Linked DNA regions of Homo sapiens: region 2 is linked to region 1. A link is a contact called in ENCODE Hi-C or POLR2A ChIA-PET data. All regions are on one chromosome and are shown on one strand. Each heading gives the region's core, a stretch centred on a gene start or an enhancer-like site at or near the end of the contact. The rest is flanking DNA. Distances are from core to core; before and after follow the strand shown. Region 1 overlaps BID (BH3 interacting domain death agonist). Region 2 overlaps MICAL3 (microtubule associated monooxygenase, calponin and LIM domain containing 3).

Region 1 (5,408 bases), core at 795-3,294:
ACCATCCTGGCTAACACGGTGAAACCCCTTCTCTACTAAAAATAGAAAAAATTAGCCGGCATGGTGGTGGGCACCTGTAGTCCCAGCTACTCGGGAAGCTGAGGCAGGAGAATGGCGTGAAACTCGGGAGGCAGAGCTTGCAGTGAGCCGAGATCGCGCCACTGCACTCTAGCCTGGGCGACAGAGCGAGACTCCGTCTCAAAAAAAAAAAAAAAAAAAATTAGCCGGGCGTGGTGGTGGGCGCCTGTAGTCCCAGCTACTCAGGAGGCTGAGACAGGAGAATGGCGTGAACCTGGGAGGCGGAGCTTGCAGGGAGCAGAGATCGTGCCACTGCACTCCAGCCTGGGCGACAGAGTGAGACTCGTCTCAAAAATAAATAAATAAATAAATAAATAAATAAATAATAACTAAATAAATAAAGAACAAGGCTTTCACCACATCCCAGGCAGAGTCCAAGTCAGGGCAGAGCCTCACAGAGCACAGCAGGGCCTGTGCCGTGCCAACGCCATGCCCCTGCCTGGCAGAAATGCCACCCAGCCCCTGGCAGAAACGCCTCCCCTCTCCTATGGAGGGGCTGATGACCCAGGAGCGGCTGGCTGCTGGTGTGAGTACACGGGTGACCCTTCCACAAAGGCCCCTAGCTGGGCTCCCTGCTCAGTTGGCCGGGTTTGGGGCTGGATGTCTGCAGGGGTCCTCAGGGATACCCAGAGGGAGAAACAAGGCTTTTGGGGAAATGGTGACACCTGGGGCCAGGTTTCTCACAGCCAGGCCCCATCTCTCCCTGCCTGGATTTCAGGGGAAGTGGGGCTTGGGTAAACAGGAACGGACGTGGCCATCAGGCCGGAAGGGTGTGTGGGCCACAGAGAAGCACCCTGAGGCTGTGCTGTCATCCAGAGTGCCACCCCGCTTTTCCAGGGCACAGCAAGGAAGTGCCTGCTGGAAGGATCCTGGGGACAGTTGTTAAGGCAATTTTATCTTCTCATAGCATGCCTGCCTCAGTTCCGCAGCCAGGACGGTGCCTTACTGACTCCACACACAGAGGCAGCTGGGTCCAGGAGGCAGCCATCCCAAACGCAGTGACCTCCAGCACCCAAAGCTCAGAGTTCCCAGCTGAACCCAGGAGGCACCCACCTTCCTGTCTCTAGGCAGATGCCAGCTGGTGCAGGAGCCACTCCCAGTCCCAATACCAGGCCTGGTCACGTGGTGCCCCGCCAGGCTTGGGGGTGTGCACTTGCCCGCTGGCCTCCGGTGCCCTCAGGCCTAGCCTCATTGTCACAGGAACGGAGCTCCTCGGGGATGGCCACCTTCCTGGACTTACCCCCAGGAGGGACACGCTGCTGCCTCCCAGGGCCCTTCGTGCCACTGGCCCCTTTCTTTCCACCCCCATATGCTACCCCTGCCTACTCCCTTCCCTGGCCCTGGGTTGCCACTCCTGTCCTGTTCTCCTGCTGTCCCCACCCCAGCCCTGACCCCAGATGGCTCTCCCTACAAAAACACCAGAACCCCAGAGAAGCTCAATCCCCCAAGTCCATCTGCATTTTAAGAAGCCCTCACGCACTCCCAGCCCAGAGAGGGAAGCTGTAAAGGTGGACAGGTCATGTCGGGCTTTGAACCTGCAATGTGATCTCACCTTCCCCGTCTGTAAAAGGGGACACTCCCTGCCTTGTGGGATCACATGCAGTATCAGAAAAAGCACCTGACATGTGACATCCACTTACAAAGGGTTTTCCCTTCTCTTTGGTTTTGGGGGAGAATGGGAGAGGCCCAAGCAGAAGCTCCTGGAACACCGCCCATCCCGGACCCAGGGTTGTAGTCACCTGAACACTCACCCAGACAAGGGAAACTTCACAGAATGAATGTGAGGAATAAAATGAGACATTCAGTTACACAAATTAAACCAAACCCAGATGCAGAGGTGCCCCATAACAGAAATAGAGCAACTACTGCCAGCCTTGGATGAAAGCTCTTGGCCAAGGGCCGTGACGGCGGCGGGGAGGTTCAGCAGCTGTCCCCAAGCACACAGGACATTTGGCACCTCCAAGCCCAGCCTGTCCCACCAGGCCACGGCACACTTTCCTTCCTCTGAAGAAAGGGGGTTTGTTAAGCCAACGAGGAGGGAAGCCAAGGACTGCCCCCGGCGCCAGCATGGCTATGAGCATAGAAGCGGGCTGAGCCACAGGCTGGGGGATCCCATGCAGACCAGGCAAAGCCCAGGCAGGATGCTCTGCAGAAAGTTCCCTGGTGATCCGGACCCGGAGCCAGACTGAGCCGCAGCCCCAGAAGACAGGTATCTCCTCCCCTGGGGCCACAGCAGCCACAGAGGCCACCCACGGCTTCCACTAGGACAGTGTGTCTTTCCAGTTACTCTACGTACCTAAAAGTGACCAGCCCCCTTTCAGGTCTGGTCTATGATCCAGATGGTGATCTTTCCCCCACTTTTTTTTTGAGACGGAGTCTCGCTCTGTCCCCCAGGCTGGAGTGCAGTGGCGCGATCTCGGCTCACTGCAAGCTCCACCTCCCGGGTTCACACCATTCTCCTGCCTCAGCCTCCCAGGTAGCTGGGACTATGGGCGCCCCCCACCACGCACAGCTAATTTTCTGTATTTTTAGTAGAGACGGGGTTTCAACGTCTTAGTCAGGACGGTCTTGATCTCCTGACCTCATGATCCGCCCAACTCGGCCTCCCAAAGTGCTGGGATTACAGGCGTGAGCCACCGCGCCCGGCTGGTCTTTCCCCTTTAAGACCCCACTTCCCACCCCCACCCTGGCCAAGCTGATAGGATTCAAGGAGTGCGGCGGTGCAATCACAGCTCACTATAGCCTTGACCTCCCGGGCTCGAGCAATCCTCCCGTCTCAGCCTCCCAAAGCCACTTCCTCCTTTTCTTAGTTGTTGGCTTCTTCTACAGAAAAGGATCCTGAAAACAAACACCTAAAATGCCAACCAAGAATTCAATCTGCAAGGCAGCAGCACCTCCAGAAATAGCTGCTTTGTGGCCTGTTTGCCATTTATGTGAAACTTCCCCATTTTGGACCAACGCAGGCAGAAAGAGAAAAGGAGGAAGAGGAAGGAAAAGAGGCAGGCTGTGTTGGGGCTGGATGGGGCTGTAGGAACCTGCCAGCAGTGGCTCTTGGGGAAAACCCCACTGCGAGGTTTCTGAACCCCTGCCCCGGAAGCTTCCCCTTTCCCACACACGTCACTCGCTGCCTTGGAATCTGGGCTGCCTCCCTCCCAGGGGCTCACAGGGGAGCGAGGCCACAGAAAGGCTCCTTACCCCCAGTGGCCTAACAGGTGTGACATGTGGAGGGGGAATCTGGGCAGTGTGCCTGATGCTCAGAGCTGAGACCCTGAAGTCCAACTCCCTCGGGTGTGACCTTGGACAAGTTACTTAGCCTCTCCTTGCCTCAGTTACACCATCTGGAGAATGGGGATGCTACCCTCGTCTGACCACCGTGATGTGAGCCAGTCAGCACACATCAAGTGCTCCGTGAGCGTCCGGCACACAGGTGCTTGTCTCTGTCCTGTGCTTCAGCTCCATCAGTGTCTTCTTCAGACCTGTCATTGGCTTGGGGCAAGGATATATGTGGCCGCTGAGGGCGGTCCGCCAGGTATGGCAGCCATGGAGCTGCTAATTAGGCCCTGTGAGTGGGAGGCCCTGTGGGGTGGGCAGGGGCAGACGCCCAGCTGCTCTCGGGGACACTCCAGGCCTGTGCTGCCCTCCACAGCCCCAGCTGGAGAATGGTGACCAGATGTCAACGACAGGAAGCATTTCCAGAGGCCACAGCTCTGCAGGGAGGTCTCTCATGGGCTGACAGCCAGAGCCAGCGCTCCGGGTCCCCTGAAAAAACGGGCACAGTCCTCGGTCACGTCGAGGACCTGCTCAGCCCCTCCACTTGGCACCGGAGAGAGGATGACTCACGGCCCTTCTGCCTGGAAGGCAGGCTCCAGTGTCAAATGTCCATCCGCCTCCATCACCCTCATCCATCCTTGTCAGTCCAGGGGCCTGGGCACTGCTGGGGCTCCTGGGCAGACAGTTCCCCCTTGCAAATGAGTGGGACCCTCAGCTCCTTCGATCAGCATCCTCACGTCAGCCGAGCCTGTGAGCACCCCTAAGCAAGGCCTCTGAGCTGGGCATGCGACACCCCTTCCCACCCAGGCACCCTCCCCCTAGAATCCCCCATACCACCCTGGGGCCATGCCCCGCTTCCCTCTCTGGCAAGCTCCTGCACAACCTTGAGACCACCTGACAGCCACCGTCTATCCTGCCCAACCTCCTCAGAAGCACTAACAGCACCTCGCCCCAGCCACGGCAGGTCTCTGCACCCCTCGTCTCAGTCACCACTCTCACATCTCATGAACAGAGACACGAGCTGCTTCCTCATGCTCCCTGTGCCCGTCCTGGGAGATCCCTGCCTTTAAACCCCAGCCACGAACTGCTGACCCCGCATTTCCTCTTCCCTCCCTGGGCAAGAGGGGCAGAAGGGGCAGGGACGCACACCCTGGGCCGCAGGCAGAGGCTTGGCCAGGGTCGTCCTCCCGGCAGTGCCTCCCTGGAGCTCTGTCTACCTCAACTCCTGATGCCAGAGGATCCCTCTGCGCTCCCCACACCCTTAAGACCCCAGCTCAGGGAATCTGGTCTCGGTCATCACTCCCAGGGGACTGCAGGGCCCCAGGACGGCACACATTCAGGCCCAGGAGAGCTCCCCCCATCTCAAAGCCTCCTGTGGGTGGAGATGGAATGTGGAAAAACCGCATCCTCTGCAGCTCCCCCACAGTGAGAGCGAGGACTGAGGGTGTGGATAAGGCTCCAGGAAGGGGGTGCAAGCCTGAGAAGGTGGAAGAGCTCTGGGTGGGTCCATCTGCTCCTCACCTGCCCCAACCCTGCCTGCAGGTGAAGGCCGGTCCAGCCGCAGAAGGCCCAGCCCCCAGCCCACTTACAGAATCCGCACTGTGCTCCTCCAGCCGGCCCGGCCCCTCGCTGCCCACCGAGCCATCATGACCCCAGCACCGCTGCACATTCGTATTTGTTGAATGAATGAATGAACCCTTGCCAGCCCAGCCACTTGGTGGCTGAGGGCTTCAGAGCTCTCCCAGGGTCCCCTGGGGTCATTCAGCCACTCAACAGTTTCCCAGCAGCAGCAGCGAGGATCCGCACATCATTGCCAGTGCTCTAAGGAGCGGGCGAGCCCCAGTAAGCGGCCGCTCTGACCGCGCTTTGTCAGCCCTGAGCTCCGCTCGGGAGGAGCCGGCAGGTGTCTGCGGTGCTGGAAAGACCACGGTGTGGGCGGGGATTCCGATCCGCCGGCAAGGGTGGCCTGCACCCGGCCAGGCCCGCGGGTTTTCTCCTCTCCGGGGCTGGCCTCGGCCCCTCCCCCTCCCCGCGCCCCGCACCCCTCCCCTGAATCCCCA
Region 2 (6,200 bases), core at 1,210-3,709, 100 kb after region 1:
GACAAACAACATACAAGTTCTCTGAACTCAGCTTCCTGACTTCTAATTACAGTAATAAAAAGTTACTTAATGGGGTTGTTGTGAGGACAAAGGGCGTGATGTGTTGGGGCGCAGCACAAGGCCTCGGTTACTTCCTCCTGCCACAACCTCCCCAGCTTATTCTTTGTTCTCTGAGCCTCTTCAGTTAGACTTCTGAGACACTTGGCAACTTGGATAAAAAACAGGCTAAAACTTCGGTGCCCCTAAAGTTCCTTCCTGGCTCTAGTCCATCTGTCCTCTGACAGATGAGGGGAAGGACTGTGGAGGGGCTAAGCTGATGAAAATTTTATCTGGGTTAAAATTTGGGGAGCTGGTTTAGAACGGCTGTCTTCTCTGCTCCAGTGTTAACAATACTGCACTCAACCAGGCTGGCCTCATCCTGTCTCGGCCTCTCACTGCCACCCGATCTCCCACCAGGTGCGCACCTCTGCCCTCTACTCAGTCACCATACCCTTCTCTCTCAAAGTCTAGCCAAGGGTCAGGGAGGTCATCCCAAGATGCTCTTGAACTTCACAGATTTCCTCCTCCCCTGTGCTTCTACAAAGCGACAACCTAGGCTGTGTAACCGAGCCTTTCGCTGCACACACTCGTGTCGCCTGCTACTCTTCATGGGTCTCATCCCCATAGGACAGTGAGCTCCTGGAGGCACACATTACACTTCTGCATCTTTCACAGAATGCAGCAAAGATGCACACACACACCCATGGGCAAAAGTACCTGTAGATCAATTAGCTGCACCTTGCGACATCTTCTTTCCGGGCAGACTCCACGGTGAGAGGCTAACTAGAACACCCTGAGCATCAGGGACAGCTCAGCGAGGTTGGGTGGCTCCCTCTGCCAGGCCCCATCCTTGAGATCAAATGAGCTATCCAGAGAGCAGGTGTGTGTGAGAGGTGGAACAGAAGACTTGACAGCAAACAATCTGCCTGCCTTATCTAAACAGCGTCCTAATTCTTTCATTCTTCCCCGACTCGGGAGTGCTTTTTACCAACATAGCAGAAGGGCCAGGCACCATGACAGGAGTCAGCCTTTCTCGGCTCACCTCTCTGGGCTCCTTCCTTGCTCCTTCTAACAGAGGTGACTGTTTGTTCACCCTCAGGACAGCTGAAGTGACTAGGTCCTAACGGCATGGCATCCCTCTCCTATATGACCTCACTTTATAATCTCACAGTCACGCAATCTTCTATCAATGTCAAGGTCTTTATGCCACCTTATAAAGATTACTGCCTCTCCTATTAATCTAGGCCCCCTCATTACTCTGGAATCTATAAGACTGCCTCCCACGAAGTCCCTCCAGCATCCTATAGGAATGGGGCTGGGGGTCCTCAATGCAGGGTCCTCAGATGGCGGCCAGCCTGCCTCTGCCCATCACGATGGCTCTATCGTCTGTGTGCAGAATTCTCTACTGTTACCTTATCAAGGTCTTTTCACTGTAAAAACTGGCAGCACATGTTGCCAAAGACCAGGCCTTGAACACCACAGTAAATCAGATTCAGGCCCTGTGCAATGGTTCGCAATCCACCAGAGAGAGATCAGACAGATGCCAGAGAGGTGTTAACACGGGCCACCTTGCAGACATCTCCAAGAGCAAAGGTCTGAGAACCCAGGGGCCTGAGACCCAGCTCCAACTTGCTGTCATCATCAACCTTAGGCAAAATATGTGACTTCTATGGATGTGCAAGTCCCCTTCCGTAAAGACAAAAAACCTTATTTTTATTGTGTTCCTTTTATCTCAAGTTCCCACCCCGAGGTCAGAAAGCAAGTAAGTGTCCCTGAAGTCAGGGAAATGACTTAGGTAAATGCATGCCATTCTCATCAGCCTGGTGACGCTGGGAAATACTGATAAGTAAGAGTCTTAGAGAAAGAGTGATGGAGGGAGAGGGGCAAGAAAGGCTGGGAGAGGCATGATGGAAAAGACGCACATGGAATAAGGCAGGAAGGGGCCCAAAGGCGCCCAGCTCAGATGGAAACACTGTCCAAGCACAGTTTCTCAGTGGGGCCGGAGGCGCAGGGTGTCTCACCATCCTCGATGTCGTAGGCGTAGGCCGAGAGGCGCAGGGTGGTGGCGCAGTACTCGCACTTGAAGCAGCTCCGGTGGAAGAACTTGCCCTCGGCACTCAGCCTCTCCATCACGTAGACCCGCTTCTGGCAGAAGTAGCATGTGTCGCTGCCTCCCAGGTTCTGCGGGAACTCCTTCTTCATGGAGCCCTGCAGGAGGTGGCGGTCGGGAGGAAGGGGAGCACCTCAGGGAGTGCCACACAGGCCCTCCTAGAGGCACAGCCTTGCGAGAGCAAAGCCAACCCTCACTAAGGGGTCTGCTTTGAGACAGACTTCTAACTGGCTACGGTCAACTGTGCTCTTGGCTCTGCCACAGAGTGACGGCACCGCCACAGTCACTGCCTCCACGCACTGACAGAGAACACTTGGCACAACCGCGAAAGCCTGGGCCAGCCTGCTGCTGACGAGGGAGCCAGCATCACAGTGCTTCACACCAGACTTGAGTAATGCTATGATACAGCCTGGCGACGCCGGGAAATATCGACAAGAAAGAGTCTTAGAGAAAGAGCAATGGAGGGAGAGGGGCGAGAAGGGATGGGAGGGGCATGATGGAAAACACACACATGGAAGAAGGCAGGAAGGGGCCCGAGGGTCCCCAGCTCAAATGGAAATGCTAGCAGAGTTCTGTTCTGAGGGTAGCTGTATCTGTATCTATTCCGTGTTGACATAGTTCACATGAATATATGTGGGTCCCTGGACTCACACAACAACTACTGCAGTCTTAGGAATTTGGTTATCAAAACCCAGACAACCTCAAAAGCAATTACCGCATAGCATACACGGGCTATGCAAGCTATAAGTGACTCAGCACACAGGTGTGTTTCCCATGGCTGTGCTGGGTCTAGCTACACAGTGCCTGGAGGCGTCTCTTACCAGTTCCTTCTTGTCTAGAAGGGCTTTGGGTTGTTCTTTCCTTTGAAGCTGATTGGCTATCTGCTCAGCCAATGAGCTCACTCCGCCCGTGTACATCTTTATATACTTCTATCGGTTGAAGATTACAAAATGACCAGAATGAAGGGAAATGAGAAGGAAAAAAATACATAAATTAAGAAGACACGGGGAAAAAAAGAAATCTTTGGGAAGTGCAATTTGAATACAAGGTGCAGCAGCAAACCATGCCAACACAGTGCTCACAGGCAGGGAAACCGGGTGGAAGAAAAACATCGCGTCAGTGTCCACGCAGGGGTACCGGCACAGGCAGGACGGCTGCAGGGGAAGTGTCTTCCTTGGGAAGAACTGGGTCTCTCCCATCTCTGTGGAATGCACAGTTCCAGGGAATGGTGGTAGAAGGCAGGGCGAACGCGCACAGAGACAGGCAGGCAGGGCCTGGGTCCTGCAGAGCTGGGCTGCATTCACAGAACTCGAGGGGCACCCCCATGCACGCAGCAGTGCCCAGGCTGAGCCTGCCTTTCACGGTCCAGGAGGCCATCTCCTCACTCAGAAGGAACCATGTTCACTCCTGCACAGGCCGCCTCTGTGTGGGTAGCGCACGTCGCCAGCTCTTCCTGCTTCCTGACGCTTGACCCCACAATGCCTGCCACAGGCAGCGAACGCTCCCAGGCTGTTTTGGAAGAAGCCTTCTCAGCCCTTTCTCCCTGCTGATGTTATTGGGGGTCTGAGGGCAGCATGATGAGGCCCGTGTGGCCCATCCAGGTGCTGAGGCCAGAGCCTTCTAGACTGGGCTGGGCATGTTGGCCACGAGGTGTGGCCATGCAGCCAAGCTGCTCCACCAGCCCAGGAAGGTGGGAATGTGTTCTAGGCCAGGAGGGCTTATTTTAGAGGTTGAAGAAAGGTAAGAGAAAAAAACCCAACCAACTCAAGCCTCTTTCTGGCAACACTGAAACCACAGGAGAAACTTCCACGTCTCCATCATGAGCCGCCCTGCTCACACCTAAGCTGGGTGCCCAGGCAGCCCCGCCTTGACCTGTCCCGAGAGGAAGTCCTCTAGAGACTCCCACGATCAAATCACCCTTCCATGTGGAGATGGCCACACCACCATGTGGGTGATGCTCCTCTCATGAACTTCATGGAGTAAGGGGGCTCCCTGCCCCCTGGGGGAACCTGACCCTAATTCTGACTCAGCAACTCACCATGAGCCATTATCCCGGGGATGCCAACAGCCCCCTTAGGACATGGCCTGAATGGACAGACACATAAGGCCTCGTGTGAGGAAGAAACACAGAAGCACCGGGCAGGGGGAAGCAGGCGCTCGAGGGGCTCACAGATGCACACACGACGAAGCCGTTCTTGTGGCTCAGCTCAAGGCTCAGCTGAACTGAAGAAGCAATTATAGCTTTTAATTCAAAAATAAGATTCCCAAGGATTGGTGCCATTTGCCCATTAACTTCACAGATTATACCTATTAGTGGTCAAGACAAACACGTGGCTCTCAGATCTAAACCTTCTTTAGGGACACTAAAGAAACTGAGGCTTGGGACAGACAGACACCAGGCAGAGCTGAGCAGGTAACTTAACAGCTGACACTGAGGGAGCAGAAAATGGCATTTCTCTCATTCTGCAGCAGACACGGGGCAGTGTGGGCCAGATGCCAAGTATGAGGCCAGGACACCAAGCCAGCCCTGGGCCCTCACTGCTCAGCCAGGACCCTTTTCTCCTGAACTAAACCATCTGGGTTTAGTTGAACTAAACCTGGGGCTGCCCGTGCAAAGGCATCTGCCACATTCAGTTCTCAGCAAGTTGGCAACACTGACAAGCATCCCTGCAAGAGAGGTGAAGACTCAAGTTCTATTTGTTTCTGGCATGAAAAGCGATGGTTTCCTTCTCATCACTCATAAAAAATAGCAGAAATGTGGCAATTGCGGGATCGATCCCACCGCACACCATACGTGTGCATATGCTACCATGCACATAGGCCTCAACCCAGGCATGGGAAATACCAGTAGGAGCGGCAAAGAGACCTTCCAATCTCTCTAGAAACTCCCTACAACTGAACCAGTGCTACTTCAGATCCCGCCGCACACCATACGCGTGCATATGCTACCATGCACATAGGACGTGAGGTCTGGCGTCAACTCAGGCATGGGAAATACCAGTAGGAGTGGCAAAGAGACCTTCCAATCTCTCTAGAAACTCCCTACAACTGGACCAGCGCTACTTCAGGTGACAGCCGCGTACATTCCTCAAATGATGACAACAGGCAGCCAGAATACCGCATCATCACCCCTCCATTGAGGTGATTTAATTACATTGTGGTTCCTACTTTTTAACACATATTATTTTGGAAGACATGTGAAGTTAAAAAAGCCAATGGCTGCAAAACATTTATCATTATTTGATATAGTTGAAATAGGATCAAAGCGGGTTCACATCAACAGACCTGGATGTGTCAGATACAGTTGGATGAAAGCCAGCAGCCACTTTAGCTGAGGAGTGTGCCACAGACCTCACACACGAGACCGACACAGGCAAACAGCAACACATGCAGCTGGCTCCCTACAGGAGACGGGCCCAAGTGAGGAACACTGCAGCCTCCTGGGGTACATGACACTTGCGAAAGTGACGTGAGTGGAGGCTGCGGAGGGCAGAGTTTTAGTGAGTCCTAGGCCATGCTACCTGTCGGAGGGAGTCGGAGGAGGGAGAGGCGGGGCGGGCAGAGGAGCGGAGACTAAGAGAAAGCTCCCACTGGTCGACAAAAAATCGACGAGGAGGTTCAGGCTCTGGCTATAAAATACAAGATGGAGAAAAACAAAAGTAAAGGAAATGTTAAATTAAGTCACACACTGACCTCTGAACATAAGATGGTTGTAGAGCCTTTTACTCTAGACCTTTATCTAAATACCATGTATAGTAAAAAAAAAAAAAAAAAAAAAGTAGCTCCAGAAGCATAAGCGGCCCATGCAAGGCTTCCGTTTTGCTTTTAACTGTCCTTCCCTCATGCTTGCAGCAGAGCACACCCTGGAACGCGGTCCCGCAGCTGTGGGCCGCCCGGCACAGCCTCGGCCTCCCTCTGAATGGGTAAGGCAGCCTGCAGGAAGGGCAGGGGGATGGCTTGTCGACTCACATGCTCTGTGCTCTGCCAAGCAACCCCCGGCCTGAGCTGGGATTTCTCCAGGGCAAAAAGATTCTCCCGCCACCCTATCACT

The links. Hi-C counts contacts between places; a loop is a spot of excess contacts on that map. ChIA-PET counts read pairs that join two places held with the same protein, here RNA polymerase II (POLR2A).
Region 2: a map of adrenal gland shows a loop between it and region 1 (4-fold over the local background). The contact joins two enhancer-like sites. A Hi-C loop is called at or near these places in 1 of 168 maps with a recorded cell type or tissue (adrenal gland). POLR2A ChIA-PET finds 5 or more read pairs at or near these places in 1 of 52 experiments (WTC11).

Annotation. Positions count from the first base shown.
Region 1 is chr22:17,768,673-17,774,080 of GRCh38, forward strand. The region is part of intron 1 of BID (BH3 interacting domain death agonist); the gene reads right to left. Among named protein-coding and RNA genes, the nearest start is that of BID, 3.1 kb to the right of the region's middle. RefSeq lists an enhancer at 3,126-3,265 and a silencer at 5,306-5,408. Within about 2 kb of position 2,045, at least 7 of the 41 ENCODE cell types and tissues checked have a DNase peak (open chromatin) inside an H3K27ac peak, as active enhancers do.
Region 2 is chr22:17,869,777-17,875,976 of GRCh38, forward strand. MICAL3 (microtubule associated monooxygenase, calponin and LIM domain containing 3) reads right to left here. Exons shown (of 32, transcript NM_015241.3): 17 at 2,061-2,247. Among named protein-coding and RNA genes, the nearest start is that of LINC00528, 96 kb to the left of the region's middle. Within about 2 kb of position 2,460, at least 3 of the 41 ENCODE cell types and tissues checked have a DNase peak (open chromatin) inside an H3K27ac peak, as active enhancers do.